Regions from separate parts of the Homo sapiens genome. Here region 1 is linked to region 2. Evidence: read pairs that join two places in POLR2A ChIA-PET (ENCODE). Cell type or tissue: GM12878. All regions are shown on one strand. Links, peaks and the distances in the headings refer to the core of each region. The heading gives the core; the rest is flanking DNA.

What was found. ChIA-PET counts read pairs that join two places held together with the same protein. Peaks named below come from ENCODE experiments on the same cell type or tissue, not always from the same donor. Only the 100,000 strongest peaks of a DNase experiment are listed, where the experiment ranks them.
Region 1: POLR2A ChIA-PET joins it to region 2 with 8 read pairs; 1 of 35 experiments calls an interaction of 5 or more read pairs at or near these places.

What each region holds. Positions count from the first base shown.
Region 1 is chr2:136,305,714-136,314,262 of GRCh38, forward strand. No RefSeq gene overlaps it. Among named protein-coding and RNA genes, the nearest start is that of CXCR4, 190 kb to the left of the region's middle. In GM12878, for the core only: no CTCF peak of the experiment used is centred there; DNase peaks (open chromatin) are centred at 4,488 and 5,592.
Region 2 is chr2:136,371,755-136,380,303 of GRCh38, forward strand. No RefSeq gene overlaps it. Among named protein-coding and RNA genes, the nearest start is that of CXCR4, 260 kb to the left of the region's middle. RefSeq lists enhancers at 3,785-3,864, 3,935-4,164. In GM12878, for the core only: no CTCF peak of the experiment used is centred there; no DNase peak of the experiment used is centred there; H3K27ac peaks cover 545 bases.

The DNA.
Region 1 (8,549 bases), core at 2,484-6,483, 65 kb before region 2:
GCAAGTGTGTGTGAGTCAGACTGCACAAGGTGAAAACCACGATCTTCTCGCAACCTAACCTCAGTAGACATAGCCTATCACTTTTGCTGTATTCAAATTTTAAATTCACCAGGTCTAGTGCACACTAAAGGGGAGGAGACTACACAAGGGCATAAATACCAGGAGGTGGGGATCCTTGGGGACCATCTTAACGGCTGCCTACCACAGCCCCTAAATCCAACATCTGACCCTCTCACTCCTCCAGTGAATCCACATCATCTCACAGTGCCTTCCAAGTGTAAATAGCTTGTGCCCTCTCTCTACAGGCACAAGCTAGTGTAGCGGTTAAGAGCATGGACTCTGAAGCCTGTCTTCCTGGGTTTGAATCCCTGTTCTACCACCTGTTAGCTGTTGGCCTCAGGCAAGTTATTTAACCTCTCTGTGCCTCAGTTTCCTACCCACGAAATGGGGATGATAATTGTTGCTCTTTGATGGAGGCTGTTGTGAAGATTGACATAATACACACCACAGAGTGCTTAAAACAATGACTGGCATGGATTAAGCACCATATAGATACTTACAGTCATTATTACTATGTACCAGAGGCATTATATAAATGGTCTTATTGCTAACAATGTTCATACAAAGTAGGTATTTTCATACCGTCTGACAGGTGAAAAACTAAGGCTTAGACAGTGTAAGCATCTTGCCCAAGGTAGCACCACTTGTAAGTAATATGATGGTTATTCTTTCCTAGGTTTGCATGTCCCAAAGCTGGCCTTCTTCCATTCACTACATCTTTAAGAAATGCACCATGGAAAGAAAATGGTCATGTGAGAGTTCAGGGAGAACAAGATAAGGATATATGTAACATACTGCTGATGTAATTATGAATTAAAAAGGAGACACTTCTTGAGCATTCCTGTATATACCAATGAGAGATTTTCTAGGACTAAATTTTTACTTAGAAAATAAATGACTGGTAGCCAGGCAGACTACAAAATAACCAGTACTTAGGCTATAATTGTTTACCATGTGATTTTCCCATGCTTTTCTATGGTATTTACCTTGCAATTAAATGATCAATAGTTATCCTATAAGTAATAAGTATACCCATGAAATTTGTGACCTGGAAAATCAACCATTACAAGAGTGGAAGTGTTAAACCGCCTGGAAATGATCAGAGACATCAAATCCACACCACTGGGCAGGTAAGGCTGCTTCCTCCCTTTGACACATCCATCTAGGCACTAAATTCAGGGATAGCTGAATAAATTCCCAGGCTGTGACTTGGCACCATCTGCAGGTCTTCCCACGTGGGAGCTGGAGCTGCCTGTGGCAGTGTCTCCTTCCAGGCTGGGAGGGAGGTGCAGCTCTCTAGGTTCCATTCCATGAAATTCCATAATGCATTTCCAGGGTGAGTGACTAGGTGTGTCCAGTTGTGTTCCAGTGGCAGGTTGCATTGGCTGCTCTTGTGGTGCATGTTTCCTTGTGATCTCCTTGCAGAGAGAGAAACTTCAGAGAAGGCCAGTGTCTGCTGATAGGCCTTGGGGAATTGGGGAGTGCCCACTCCTTCTAACATGAGTGCAGGCAGACCGTGCTGGGGAGAACGCAGCCATTGCCGGTCTCCATATCCTCTCCAAAAAGAGAGAACTGATTCCATAATTGCTTATTCTGGGGCATGATCTGTTCCTCTTCTTTAAGAACTTGCATTTTTATTGGGGATTCATGATGGATTCACATGATCCAGTAAAGATTTTGTAGGGCAGTGGGACTCTGTCAACAGTATTTGGGAATACAGAGGGCCTGGAACATTCAGGAAAGGCCTAGTGAGAAGGGTAGGGTTTGAACCAGTCCTAGAAGAATTTAACTAGGCAAGGAGGAAGGAAGAATCCAAGTTCTTTAGCTTTCTAGCATGTGGCCATAATCGGCCTTTTCCAGCCTCAGATCCAGGAAAGCAGCTTAGTGTAGAGAAAGTGAACAGACTTTGGAGTTGGGAAGACTAGGCGAAAAGTCCTGGACCTGCCACATCCTAGCCTTTGGGACCCAAAACAAGTCACTCAATCTCTTTAAAGCTCTGTTTTTCTGCCTACAAATAGGAATAATTCAACCTATTGAGGGTAATGGTAAAGATATCTGAAAATATATGTGCTTACACATAGTAGGTGCTCAACAAAGGTTGGTTTCCTTCCTTGTCACTGTCCTTTCAGATCCCTTGTCAGACCAATCAGGCCTGCGGGCGCAGTCAGGCCAGTTGTTCTCTCATCCTCTTCTCATGCCCATCCTAGTCTCTTGAAACCCTCCTTCAAGACACCATTGCTGCCTCCTCCAGGAAGCTTCTCACTCCCTCCAGCCATAGGAATCTCTTCTTTCTTCACACTCTCTCAGCCACTCCATCAGGCACTCATCCCACTGTAATCACTAGATATTTACTGCTGGAATTCCATCTGCCTTACTGGGGACCAAGCGCCTTGGGAGTATTGATCATGTCATGTTTATCTTTCTAGATCCATAATGCCTAGCCCAGTGCTGAACCCCAAAATGTGTTCAAGAAATCTTTGTTGTATGCCAATCAAAGGGCTGGAAGGAGGAGAGAAGGCAGTTCTGGAAGGGAAGGCACAGCAAGAGCAAAGGCATGGGGACGGGCACACCAGTGTGTCCAGGGAAACAAGGTCAACTTGTAGGAGGGACAGTTTGTGTTAGGACAGTGCCCAACTCGGCAGCTTGGGAGCATCAGGGCCTTTGTCCCTTCTCTACTTGACCACCTCCACCCGCTTCCCTGCTTTTGGGGTTGACTGGATAAACATCTGAGTTTGGTTCACTTAAATTTACTTAACACTCAAGCTGGAAAATCTCTTTCCCACAGAGCTAGTTACATCAGCTCTCTGGAGTCGAGGTGATGATATCTGGGGCACGGTTTTAATGGGGAGGGTCTAGTCTAACAGAAATGCTCTAAAAGAGAGGTTGGCTGTGTCTATCTCTGCCAAGAAGGAAGGAGATTCTGGCTGTCTGAAGTCATACACATCGTGTTTGTTAAGCCCCCAGCAGTGTTCATATTGTAGGCCACTCAATCCTCACTTGTTCATGGAATTAAAACTCAAGAGCAAGGAGCAGAGCTGCCTGAACCTCAGCCAAAGAGTCACATTTCCTCTCCAGAGCCAGGATGCTTTGCAGGGAAAATTCTAAAGTAGCTCTGAGACTACCAGAGTGGGAAAGGGGGAAGAAATGTGGGATGGCAACACTATTTAAATTGAAGCTAAAAGAACTAACTCCAGATGATTAGGTACAGAGGATACTGTTGAGTTGAGCACCACCTTAGCCATACAGAAAGTACTTGGTGATTTTTAATTTCTGTTTGACTTTTTTTTTTTTTCTTGAGACAGAGTCCTGCTCTGTCACCAGGCTGCAGTGCAGTGGCGCAATCTCGGCTCACTGCAACCTCTACCTCCCGGGTTCAAGAGATTCTCCTGCCTCAGCCTCCCGAGTAGCTGGGATTGCAGGCATGCACCACCACGCTCGGCTAATTTTTTATTTTTAGTAGAGATGGGGTTTCACCATGTTGGCTAGGCTGGTCTCGAACTCCTGACCTCAAGTGATCCATTCATCTCGGCCTCCCAAAGTGCTGGGATTACAGGTGTGAGCCACCGTGTCTTTTGTTTGACTTTTCACAGGATCGTGGAATTTTTGGAAGGGACTTTGACAATTATATTCACTGTCCATTCGAGCACACAACTAGTTGGTGTCAGAACTGAACCTTGTGATGACCTTTTCCACTTGCTTTATGCTTTTTACATTTTTAGAGTCTTTTTACTAATATTTGTACTTCTTGCAACCAGTGATATAGGTTGCTATCCCATTTTAAAGATGAGGCCATTGAGGTTCAGAGTCAGAGTCAGCTAAATGGTAAACCTTCTATTGAGAGCTGCTTTCCCTTTTCTTCTTCCCCTCTTGTTTCAACTTATTGCAGGGAATAAAAATGAAATGAGGCTGGGCGCGGTGGCTCACGCCTGTAATCCCAGCACTTTGGGAGGCCGAGGCGGGCGGATCACGAGGTCAGGAGATCGAGACCATCCCGGCTAAAACGGTGAAACCCCGTCTCTACTAAAAATACAAAAAATTAGCCGGGCGTAGTGGCGGGCGCCTGTAGTCCCAGCTACTTGGGAGGCTGAGGCAGGAGAATGGCGTGAACCCGGGAGGCGGAGCTTGCAGTGAGCCGAGATCCCGCCACTGCACTCCAGCCTGGGCGACAGAGTGAGACTCCATCTCAAAAAAAAAAAAAAAAAAAAAAAAAAAAAAAAAAAAAATGAAATGAAATGAGTGCTAGAACTAAGGACAGGTGTCCGCACAGTTGCAGCTTTGGGGCTCTGCTTACGTGACAGAAGGAGAACACTTAGGAGTCCCTGACAACCTTGGTGGGGAGGAATGTCGCCAAGAGCATCACTGATTCATCACCCCACCCTGGAAATCCCCAAGGCTCTGCAGCCCAGGGGACTGCTGTGCATTCCCCAAGAAGTTCCGACTGCAGTTCTCCCGGCAGGGTATGAAAAACCTCAGGCACACTTTTTCAGGCAACCGTTACCAGGCCACAGAAGTTCCCTAAGACACTTGGTTAACCTTCGTCAAATCTGTTCTGACTGTGTGGGTGGCTGGGTTTCATCAAGAGAGTGCTGAAAGCAGCAACCTGGAAGGTCGGAATCTGGACCCAGGAGATCCTCGGGTCTCTGCCCCCTCTCCTCCTTTCTTTGCGACTCCCCCTTTCTGAAATGTAAACCCTGACAAAATACTTACATATTACACATGCTCCTTTATTTGCAAGCTTTGCCAGGATTTATGAGATATTTTCTCTAAATGTGTGTTAAGCTCTAGGTTCTAAAATCCAGCAGAGTTATATGTGAGGGGAAATCCACTGTGGGATCTTTCAGTTCTTAAAACACACACTAAGAGATGCCGTGCTCACTGGGCATTGCCAATGGGTTCAGTCACATTTTGGAATGATTTCTGCAATTAGTACTAAAATGAAGGAGGACAGATTCTAGTTTTGAAAATTAAGGCAGGAGAAGCTTGGATAAGAAATCTTTACTTGCTTTTATTTCTCATTTATCATCAAGTCCCAGCTTTCCCAGGAAGTTATTGAACCTTGCTGGTTTCACTAACTTAAAAAAAAAAAAGCTGCTCTTCTTTTGCCCACAGAGTGAGCTGCTGGTAGCTGAGATCGGGGTCGCCAGCATGGTGACTTTCAGAGACTAGCCAGATTGGTTCATAAACAGATTCCCTGAGTGGCGAGGGCAGAGGTGAGGACAGACAATGAAGATGGGGAGTGTAAGCGCGAAGCCGGAACATCTCTTGGAGACAGCAATGGGTAACAGGGAAGCAACACATCTGACTTGGTGTTTAAGAAAGGTTAAGCAATGATGCTACTCGTATCAGACTATTAGTCCCTAGAGAAGACCTCAAGAGATGCACGTTTAAAGTTTCCATAAACCCCAGATGATAAATCTTCTTGTCTTTCTTCCCAACTTTCAAAAATGGCGCTTATTACTCAAGAAAAACCACAACGCTTTGAGCTGGCACTAGTTAGCTCAATTGAAGGTCAGATTTTGCATAGAAGATTCAGAGACAGGAAATTTATTGGCGTAAAAGCCATCAAGAGGGTATTGAAACAATACCATCCTTTCCACAATCTTCACACCAAGATGTGCTGTGTCATCTGTGGGTGTCTTTCTGGATGATTTGCTTGTAAAAATGACTACAGCACCTCTGCATTGCCAGGGAGACTCTGTTGTGAAATTCCATGGAATGAAAGAAAAGGGGAAATTTTGCTGTGTAGCCTGGAGTCCATTCTCAGTTAGGAAGGAGGAGGAGGAAGCTGCTGGTCTGATGGATGAGTCTGTACTGTGACCTCCACAGTTAAACAAAATAAAGTACTGGTTTCTTCTCTCATTAGGAGTGGTGTCAAAGCTGTCCGAAAGAAAACACTGCTATCCTTCCACGCACTTTAGTAAACAGATCTTTGGGACAACATCTTCACAATGTGCTTTTTACAATTTATGCCCTTAAAGCATCATTCATTTCTGACAAGTCAGCCAGGTTGGCCTGTTACATTTTAAACTTTTAGATTTTCATAATACTTTTATAAATGAATATACTCCCAACTGGCTATTACTCCTGGGAAAACTAGGAAGTGATCTGAAAAAGATGATAATTTATGATAATATAAGGCAAGACCAATTGTTCCTCTTTGGATTAATAGTTCACAGTTGAACTGAAGTCCAGGGACTTGAATTTCTAATCAGTATTATCCCCCTGCAATGTTAAAACTTCCTGGGCCAATTTTGCCATTGATAGAACTTTCATTTAATAAATATTAGACTGCATTTCCTAAGAAAGATTAACTGAAATATATTATTCAACCATTTTACATAAGAATATAACAAACTTAAATTCTTATTTCAGTTTTTTTGGTTTTTAATTATCATGGATACATAATAATTATACTTATGTATGAAGTCGTGTGATATTTTGATCTGCGTAAGGCTTCTTATACTGATGCACCATATTGGCAGGAGTGATTATCATGAAGAACTAGAATTGCTGACACACAGCAAGGATAGGAAGGAGAATGTCTTGAACCAAAACATATGATCTGTAATGACCAAATCAGGGTAATTGGGATATCCATCACTTCAAACATTTATTATTTCTTTGTGTTAGGAGCATTCTAACTCCCCTCTTTTGGCTATTTTGAAACATGCAACAAATTATTGCTAACTATAGTCACTCTATGGTACTACTAAACACCTTCTTCCTTCTATCTAAAACTTAAATTTTAATAATATGTATTAACAGCTATGTTCTCATTTTATATTGATGAGCGTAAGATGCTTTCAAATATATTTTTATATTAAGTCAACATATGTATAAATTAGAACTAATGACATCTTCTTTCTATCAAAAACTTAAATTCTAGTAGTATGTATTAACAGGTATGTTCTGATTTTATATTGAGGGGTCTAACACACTTTCAAAGATATTTTTATATTAAGTCAACATATGTATAAATTAGAATTAATGACATCATTACAAAAATGGTAAGATCAAGGTTTATATAAACAAGACTTATTTAAGAATTTTATGGGCTGGGCATGGTGGCTCAGGCCTGGAATCCCAGCACTTTGGGAGGCCGAGGTGAGTGGATCACCTGAGGTCAGGAGTTTGACACCAGCCTGGCCAACATGGTGAAACCCTGTCTCCACTAAAAATACAAAAATTAGCCAGGTTTGGTGGCACACGCCTGTAATCCCAGCTACTCAGGAGGCTGAGGCAGGAGAATCAGTTGAACCTGGGAGGCAGAGGTTGCAGTGAGCCCAGATTGCACCATTGTACTCCAGCCTGGGCAACAAGAGCTAAACTCTGTCTCAAATTAAAAAAAAAAAAAGAAAAAAAAAAATAGAATTTTATCAATCAAACTGCTACCCCCAGAAATACTACCACTCTGAATTGTACATATTACAAGTTACCCACATTTCATGTTAAACACGCACACACACAACTTTATGAATTTTTGTAATTGGATTTTAAAATTATAACTTATTTTGTTACCTGTAACTTATTTATTTGTAATTGGCTGTAAGTGCATGGCCATAATTCATGTATAATTTAGAAATTCTTTTGGAGAGAAAAATCTAACCTACAAATTGTTTTCAAATGCAGTTACATTTTTCTAAATATTAAATTTAACAATTAGTGTCATGTCACTTTTTATATTTGTAGACATTGAATTAAACATTTGTTTTGATTTTGTGATTTTATTTTTGTGTTATGGAATCAATACGATTTTTTCCAGTGGTCTCTAGCATTTCTGCAGAGTCTTGAGAAGCACTGTTCATAGTGCCTGATGTTTATAATGGCCCTATTTATAAAATTCTTTAAGGTCATAAAATATGATTTAAATGCATAGGACATTGAACAAGTGGTAATGTTGTATTATTGTTGTGTTCTGTCTCTTGTTCCTATAAGCTAGACTACGCAGGTCTGGGAACCAAGAGTTAGAAGTTGTATTGGTTCTCCAATGTACACTCCTAGTGACCTGCTTGTAAAATTCTTACTCCTTGTCCTTTAACTCTTAAGCTCTGCTGGATTGGAAGCCCTGGTTCTTGTGAGAGGGACTGAAGAACTTCCTGCAGGGGATGCAGTAAAGGTACTAGTAATCTATATTTCTATAAATCTGAAGCTGTGACCGCTACCCAATCAGTTTAGGCATCTTATGCTGATGGACCATATTGGCAAGGGTGATGATCATGAAGAACTAGAATTGCTGCCACATAGCAAGGATAGGAAGGAATATATCTTGAACTAAAGGAATTCCTTGGGTGTCTCTAGGAGCTTCCAAAGCCTGGTATTAACTGTTAATGGACAAGGTCAAGAAGCACAGCCCCAAATCAGTAAAGAAACTGAAGGTTCAGATTCTTTGAGCATGATGGCCTGGGTTCACTATAGTGTTAGCTGAGGGGGAGGGAAAGCTAAAACATGTGATTCAGAAAGAAGATGAAAAATATCAGATATGGCTTTAG
Region 2 (8,549 bases), core at 1,522-5,521:
GTGTGTAATTTTTAAATCGATCTTAATCTTTGTCAGAAGTTTGTGAAATTTACTTAGCTTTTTTCCAAACAAATGCTTTTGGTTTTGTTGACTTTTTCTGTTTCTCTTTTCTCTTTTATTATTTATTTCTCTACTCATCTTTATAATTTCATTTATTCATTTTTTGATGGGTGGGGGGTTTACTTTGTTCCTCTTTTCTCAACTTTTTGAGTTGGATAGTTAGCTCACTAATTCTTGGACTTTCTTCAGTTATATATGCATTCTATACAATTTCCTCTAAGTGATGCCTATGCTCTATTACCTGAAGTTTGACATATGCTATTTTTATTTCCTTTCAATGCAAATTATTTTCTAATCATTAAAATTTATTGACTCATAAATTATTTCCAAACACATGGGAGTTTGGAGGGTTGCCTTTTTTGTAGAATATTTTAATTTTTATTGTATTATGATCAGAAAGCATGGCTATGTGATATTTGTTGTTTGACATTTGTTAAGTTGACTGAATTGTAATACTATGTATTCTCTAATTCTTAGGTACAGGGATTTTGATATATCTATTAGATCAACTGTGTTAATCATGGTCTTCAAAATTTCTACAGGCTGTCTGTTATTGTATTTTCCTACAGCTTTCTTTTTATTTATTAGCTATTTAATTATTTTAACTATTACCAAGTTTCAGTTTGTAATTCTATTACCTCAAGTTGTTGAGAGTCTAATCTTGCATTTATAGTGTATTCTACCTTTTGTCTATGGTAGATTTCTCCTTGTGGATTTTGAAATTTTTAATTGTGAGGTTAACATTTTTCTTCCATGAATTTCTTTTGGCATTAATGGTTTTGCTTTTTCCAGCTGATCAGAATTATCACTGGCCTAGAAAAAATTTTTATGCTAATCTCTCAATGAAGAATTCCTAGAAAAGGTGAGTAAATTTGAACCCCAGGTCATTTGGGGGTTTCTAATTCCCAAGGGAGACATTTTTGCTCATCTAGAACACAGGCACAGACAGATAAGACTCCTTGTTTATCTGTGCTGACAGATTTTGTTCCAGTCTGTCTTTTCTGAGAGGGTATCAATTTTTGAGAGTTCCAGTTTGAGGGTTCTCAATTCCAACTCTCCTCCTTGCATTGGCCCAATATCTTGTCTCTTATACTTTTAAAAACCAAGTCGTCGTATTATTTCCCTTCTGGTAACTATATTATCAGCTCCTAAGTTGCCACTCTGGTTTTATGCTTCTCTTTGGCACCTGGAAATTTCTACTTTATTTTTATTGTGAGCCTAATCATATATTTAAAATATTTTTAAAGTTATATTTTGTGAAGAATTCTTGGTTTTGGGAGAAAGAACTTTCACAGTTGTCATTGGTCTTCATCTCAGTGTTCCATATTTCAGGAACTGGAATTCATCCTTAGAGTCTTTTAATTGTGAAAGATGAATGTTTCAGGACATCACAAGGCAAACACCTGTCAAAACGTTTTGACTGTTCATTTTCTACTGAATTCAACATCTCAACAGTATTTAGATAGGTGCTTCATTGCTGTCAGCCAGAATGAGCCAGAATTGTTCCTGGGTTGGTGCTGGGTAGAAGACCCTGGTGGGGGCTAGCAGCCTATAGGGGGGCCACTGGAGGGAAACTGAGCTGTGGTTCTCATATATGGAAGAGACATCTTATGTTCTTCTTTTTTTTTGGAGACAGAGTTTCGCTCTTGTCACCCAGGCTGGAGTGCCATGGCATGGTCTAGGTTCAGTGCAACCTCTGCCTCCTGGGTTCAAGAGACTCTCCTGCCTCAGCCTCCTGAGTAGCTGGGATTACAGGCGCCTGCCACCATGCCTGGCTATTTTTGTAATTTTAGTAGAGATGCAGCTTCACCATGTTGGCCAGGCTGGTCTTGAACTCCTGACTTCAGGTGATTCACCCACCTCGGCCTCCCAAAGTGCTGGGATTACAGGCATGAGCCACTGCGCCCGGCCTATCACCTTCTTAAAACCCCTTTCCTGGGGCAAAAAATAGCAGGCCCATGGTGAAATTTACTTGGATTTGTTTCCTGGAGAAGTCCTCTTTGATTTCTGCTTATGGGGAGACCCTGTTATAAGATTTTTCTTTGCTTATTCCAGAAACAATGGGCTCTCCCTGATCAAAAGAAAAAACAAGCAGAATTTCCAAATGGAGTGCCTCCAGGGGAGGATTTTTCTATGTTATTCATTCTCCCTCTGTGCAAATACAGAGATATATTATGGGGAAATATGCAGAGGCCTTAGTAGGTGTTCCTTGCTTAAGAAAAATGGTGACATTGATTAAAACCCTCTATTCCCATATAAAGGAACAATTATTACACAGCAATGCCAGGAGGTTCAGGCCCCATGTGGAGATTTCTTTGTGGCCTTCCCATGGTAGCCAGGAGCAATAATGCAGCCAGAAGAACTATAATTTCAGTGTCTTCTAAGTGCTAAGCCATGGTGTTGGGAATACAGAGATGGAGGAATCTTGTGGTCTTTACCCTGGAGGGGCTCACAGACGAGGTGTGTAGAAGCCACTAGAGAATTAAGAATGATAACAATCTGTAAAAGAGAATGTTGAGGAATTGAACTTCATCACAATTAAAAACTTTTATTCTTTAAAATACACTGCCAAAAGAATAAAAAGACAACCCACGGACTGGGAGAAAATATTTGTAAGCTACATATCTCATAAAGGACTTGTGTCAAAAATCTATAAAGAACACTCAAAAAACAAATACCCAATTAAAAAATAGGCAAAAGATTTGAAGAGTCATTTCAGCAAAGAAGATATATAGATGGCTAATAAGCACATTGAAAAGATGTTCAACATTCATCATTAGGAAAATGCAACTTAAAACCACAATAAAATATCACCACCGATCTATTTGAGTGGCTAAAATTAAAAAGATCGATCATATCAAGGGTTGGCTAGGATGTGGACTGCAGCCCTCATGCATTGTTGGTGGCAATGTAAAATGGAACAATCACTTGGTAAAATAGTTTGGCAGTTTCTTAAAAAATTAAGCACACTCCTATCATATATCCACCCACTTCACTCCTAGATATGTGCCCAAGAGGAAAGGAAATATATAACCACAAAGAGACTTGTACATGAATATTCATAGATGCTTTATATGTAATAGCTGCAAACTGGAAACAGCCCAAATGTCTACCAACAGGTGAATGAATAAACCAAATGGGGTCCATCCATATACCAGAATACCCCACTCGACAGTAAAAAAGAAATGAACTATTGACACACAGACAGATGGATGAATGTCAAAATAATTATGCTGAATATGAAAGAAGACAGACCAAAAAAAAGAGTACATGCTACATGATTTCATTAAATACAAATCTAGAAATTGCAACCTAATCTAGAATGAGGGAAAGCAGATGAGATGTCGTATGGGGATGTCGTTGAGGGAGGTGAGGGGAAGCATTACAAAGAGTCATACAGAAACTTTCAGAGGGGATGGATTGTTTACTATCTTGATTGTAGTGATGGTTTCATGGGTGTATACCTATGTGAAAACTTACAAATTGTTCAGTTAAAGTATATGCAGTTTACTGCAGTCCAATGATACTTCAAGAAGGCTACTTAAAAATAGGGTGATAGCACATTAGAAAAGGCATGTTCAGACTGCCATCAGTAGACAGTACCTGCGAGTATCTCTTGACTCAAACTAACCAGGGGTCAGGGAGAGGGGAGGACGGATCTGAGATTTGAAATTTGAACGCAGGTTATTCAAGGAAAAAGGAGTGAGGAAGGGCAGGAGGGGTGGAGGCCTCTCCATGTTGGGGCTATAACAAATGCCAAGGTCCAAGCATGTCAGAGTGTGGTGTGTTCAGAGACCTGCCAGTGGCTTGGTATGATGGAAACATAGGATGCTTATGAGCAGGAGAGAAGAGAAGAGGAAAGGAGAAGAGAGAAGAGGGGAGAGGCAGGAAATGACTGTCTCAGATCTCTTTCCATCTCTGGGTTTATGAAATTCTCATTATATGTCACTTACTTGTGTCACCAACTTGTCCAGGCATGCCCAGCCCTGCATACAAAATGAGATCAGAACTCCATTTATGTACAAATTACAATGGTACCACTCTCTAAGTGCCCTCCTGCCCAAAGTATGCCCTAGTTATTTGGCAAAATCCCTGAATGGGGCCTCATATGTTCTGGAAACAGTCTGCCATGTTCTGTTCTTCCTTCTCAGCTCATACTTTTTGCTATCTACTACTCAGGAAGCTGATTGACAGAGCTGCAATGATTTTCCTGTTCAAAGTGCCCGCTGGGAGTACTCCAGAGTTCATGCCAAGATGCATGAAATGCTGGGTGGGCCCAAAGCTTCCAGTTTCAGGTACCAGAACATGGAGACAATCTTGTCACAGATCTGCATTGTGTTAGGCTAGCTAAGTGAGAATTACCCTTTGGAGAATTCCCTTTTCTCTATAGGTCCAGGATAGCATTGCTCACGAGAGATATTTTGCGTGAGATCTGTAATGCGGGAGTAAAGCAGCAATAGTGTTTTTTCACTGCTGATCAGTGTAGGTGCCATGGCAGCCTGCCCATGTTTGTCACTGATCAGCTGTCTCGCTGGGGTGACTCTCACCAATCTCCTGCTTCTTTGAGTCCTTGGCCAGGTGTGTGTGCAGCTTTGTGGTGAAGGGGCTGGCATCCTGCAGCTCAGCCAGGGCATCGCATTGAGGCTGGAGGTGATAGATGCAGGTCCCACTTCATCCTTGTGGGCTTCAGTTTGTCCTTGCTCTTGTCGACAACCAGCTTTGCTTTGTGACTGCCAATCCAGCTGACCTACAGCAACTTCAAGGTCAACACTAGACACAGAGGGACCAGGCTGCACAGAAGGGTCTCTCACCTCCCCCAATATAATAAATCTCTTATTTTATATCACTCACAGTGGTTCCTCTTCCCTGAACCCTGACTAATTCAGGTTTCCTGCTCACCTTTGTGCCACCTGGATCTAGGAGCAGCTCTGCTTCCCTAAAACATTTGTAAAAGCTTCTCATGAAAGCCACATCTCCGAAGTCTGACAACCACCCTTCCACACAGAGACTCAAACCCCAGGTCTGGTTGTGGGGAGGTGCCAATACAAACCTTGCAATTTACTCACTTTTACCAACTCCACCCCAACCAAATGCCTTCCTCCTCTTTCAGTTAATAAAAACAAAAGCTCGCTGCACTTCCATGGGTGTGAACAGATGTTCTGTGTGGGCGTGAGTGCTGGTCCCCACCAGCTGCCTCAGGGCCTTGCTGCCCCAACAGCCCCCAGTGCCCTCCGAGACGTGATTAACTCCTCCCTGAGTCTTTGATTCTTCCGTTCAAAGAGTTCTGGCAACTTGACCCTTTGCTCATATGTCTTTGTTTTCACTCATTTCCTTTCCCGGCTGCTTTGCCAGGACTCTGGGATGGATTACAAGGCCTTGGTGAGGATCTATCTGACTGGAGTAGTGCACAGCGACAGACAGGAATATTGGCCTTTGTCTGCCATGCAATCCTATGTCTGGTAAATGTGATTTACAAGGCCCACAGAAAATGAGAAAATGCTTTTTATTATTGTTTTAGAGATGAGATCTTTGCTCTGCTATCAGGCTGGAGTGCAGTGGCGTGATCATAGCTCGCTACAGCATCAACCTCCTGGGCTCAAGCAATCCTCCTGCCTCAGCCTTCTGAGTAGCTAGGACTACAGGTGTGCACTACTACATCTGGCAAAATTTTTTTTTTAAATGGCAGGGTCTTGCTATGTTGCCTAAGCGGGTGCTGGTCTTGAACTCTTGGCCTCAAGCCATCTTCCTGGCTGAGCCTCCCAAAACATTGGGATTACAGGCATGAGAGCCACTGGGCCCTGCTGAAAGTGAGAAAATTCTAAAGGCTAGAACAGGATGAACTAGTAATAGAGGACTTAAGTTTGAATCTGCCTGTATGAGTCTCTCGGACTGTGGGCACGTCTCTTGCTATCCCTTCTCTGTAAAGAAGAGCCTGGAGAGTTTTAAGATTTCCCTCCTACTGCTCCCATGGGACATTCTGAATATGGTGAGAAAGTGCTCTGAGGTCTGAAAAGCAGTGTTGCCTAGTGCAGCTGTTTCTAAACCTCATTGGAACCCCCTCAGTTGGGTTACTATTCCTACACATATGCTAGAAACCAACACCACTTTCTAGCTCTGCCACCTCCTTTCCAAAATTTTAAAATCAGTAGGTGGAAGGTGATATGGCATCTGTACTTTAAAAACCAAAATAAGACCGTGGGTGATTCTGTTGATCAGCTGAGCGTGGAAACAACTGGTCTAGTGAACAGTAGATGAAGAAAAGGGTCTTACAAAATTTAGGGGTTCTGTCTATAAGGCCAAGAAAAATGGAAGCAATTATTCAGATAATCTCAGCACAAAACCACAGTTTCATTGGAATTGCGGGAATCATGAGTATCAGTTTCTGAGATACTTGGGTGGAAAGTATGTGGGTGGAGCCCAAATCTTATGTATTTAAATTCAGATCAAGCCTGTAGTAAAGATGACAGCGGTGGGAGATTGAGCAGAGAGGGGAGAATGGCATTTTCTGAATTCTCATTGTGCCACCATACATTCTGGATGTGTTGGGAGCCCCTTCATTTCACAGATGCTTATTGCTAGTAAGTACTATTGTAGCTCACAAACCATGAGTCGCCACGTTTGACATGGGAAAATGATGCTTGCTATTTATTTATAATACAACGTGTTTTGACTAACCATCAGAGAATATATTTTGAGGCAACTTTCCACTTTGCTTAGGATATAACATTTTTAATGCATCTTTCAATGGATATCTATTTTTAGGTCACCATTAGTTGCCTTGTAACTGAGATGGCCACATATTCACAGATATTTGGGGAGGCCCACAGATTTATTATTCTGCCTCATTGTCTTGTTGGTACCATATGACCAGTTAGCCTCTTGTTTCCTCATTTGAGTGTGGGAAACGGCTCTGTCTTTAGACACTAAATGGCATGCATGTAATCTTGTTTAGGGTCATTGTTCCCGGGTCTGAGTTTACTAGATGGAGAATTTCTTCAATGCCAGGTTTCCCAGGAGGAAAATGAGCCTATTTTGGTTGCATCAAATGCATCAGTTCACTGCTCTGGGTATCATCTGAAGAGCAAGAGGAGTCTGGGGGCCAGTATTGCATTTCATGTGAATGCTGGCTGAGTACTGCCATCTTGTGGCTGGGCAAACCCTAAAGCCTACCAGGGACCTTGGAGCAACCTTACAAAAAGAAACCAGACATCAAGAACCCATGTTCTCTACCTGCATGGAAGAAAAAAATTGACCATGAATCCCTAACAACAGTGCCATCCCTCCTTTCCTAGCTCTTGAATAAGTAACTGCTCTCTTATTAAGACAGAGTCCTGTCTGTTTCTTTAAAGAGAATACATCCATTCTTCTTCTGGTTTTAGTAATTTTTGGACCAGCCTTTAGATAATCTTTTGAGCCAAGTTTTGAGAAGTTTGGAGAGGGAAGGCCTTAAAAATATGTATAGTATCCAAGGCCAGAAAAAGAGGCAGAAATTGGAGACAGGTGACTCCTGCCTCTGGGGCAGTGGCTTTCTAAGTGAGGTGTGCCAGCAGCATCAGCATCACCTGGAAACTTGTTAAAATGCACATTCTTGGCTCCCAGCTAGACCTGCTGAGTCAGAAACTCTGGAGGTGAAGCCCAGAAATATGTGTTTTAAGATGATTCGGATGCACATTCAAGTTAGAGAACCCCTGTCTTGGGGAATAGAAGCCAACCCCAGGCAAATGTGAAGCGAAGACATCCAAGGTCCATTCTGTGCTCCATTATACTCATTGCTGTTCTGTTCCCTTTTCCTGTGTTAGGAACTCAGTAAGCCATACATATTTATTGTGTGAATACTATTGGTAAGCCACTGTATGGCATGACATGGGGGTTGGTCTGAGTAAGGGACTGGGAATTTGCGTTTCTAACAGTTTCTCAGGTGATGCTGCTGCTGCTGCTCCAGGGACTGTGTTTTGGGAACCCAGTGTTAGAGATAAGAGCAGCAGGCCCAGAAGCCCATGTGGTTTTCAGATGGAGAGTGCAGTTCAGGCTTTTTGGGGAATCCATGTGGCTACGAGCCTGCTTCTCAACACTCCCTGCCTCTCAACCCTGCCTGCCTCCTACCAAGGGCACAGGGAGACATGTTTATTTGAAGTGAACTCTAGTCCATTATAAAGAGATTAAAATAACATGCTGTGATTTTACCACCCAAAGGTTAGGCAATTCAAAAGCCAGAGCAAGCATGTGATGATTAAAAAGCATGGCAGAAAATTGTCAATAGCTTTGGAGATTTCATCCATACATTAAAAGACCTGTTTCGTGTTCTATTGGATCAATATGGCTCCAACGCTAGCACATTCACCTCTTGTTTAATTTGCCATTTAAAAATTTTGGTTAGTCCAATGACTCTAAACAATTCCAATGCAAAGAATAAATAAGCAGAACAGCAAATCAAACTGGATTTGTGGGCACAATTATATAGTAAGAACTCCAGAGCTGGAAGTAGAACT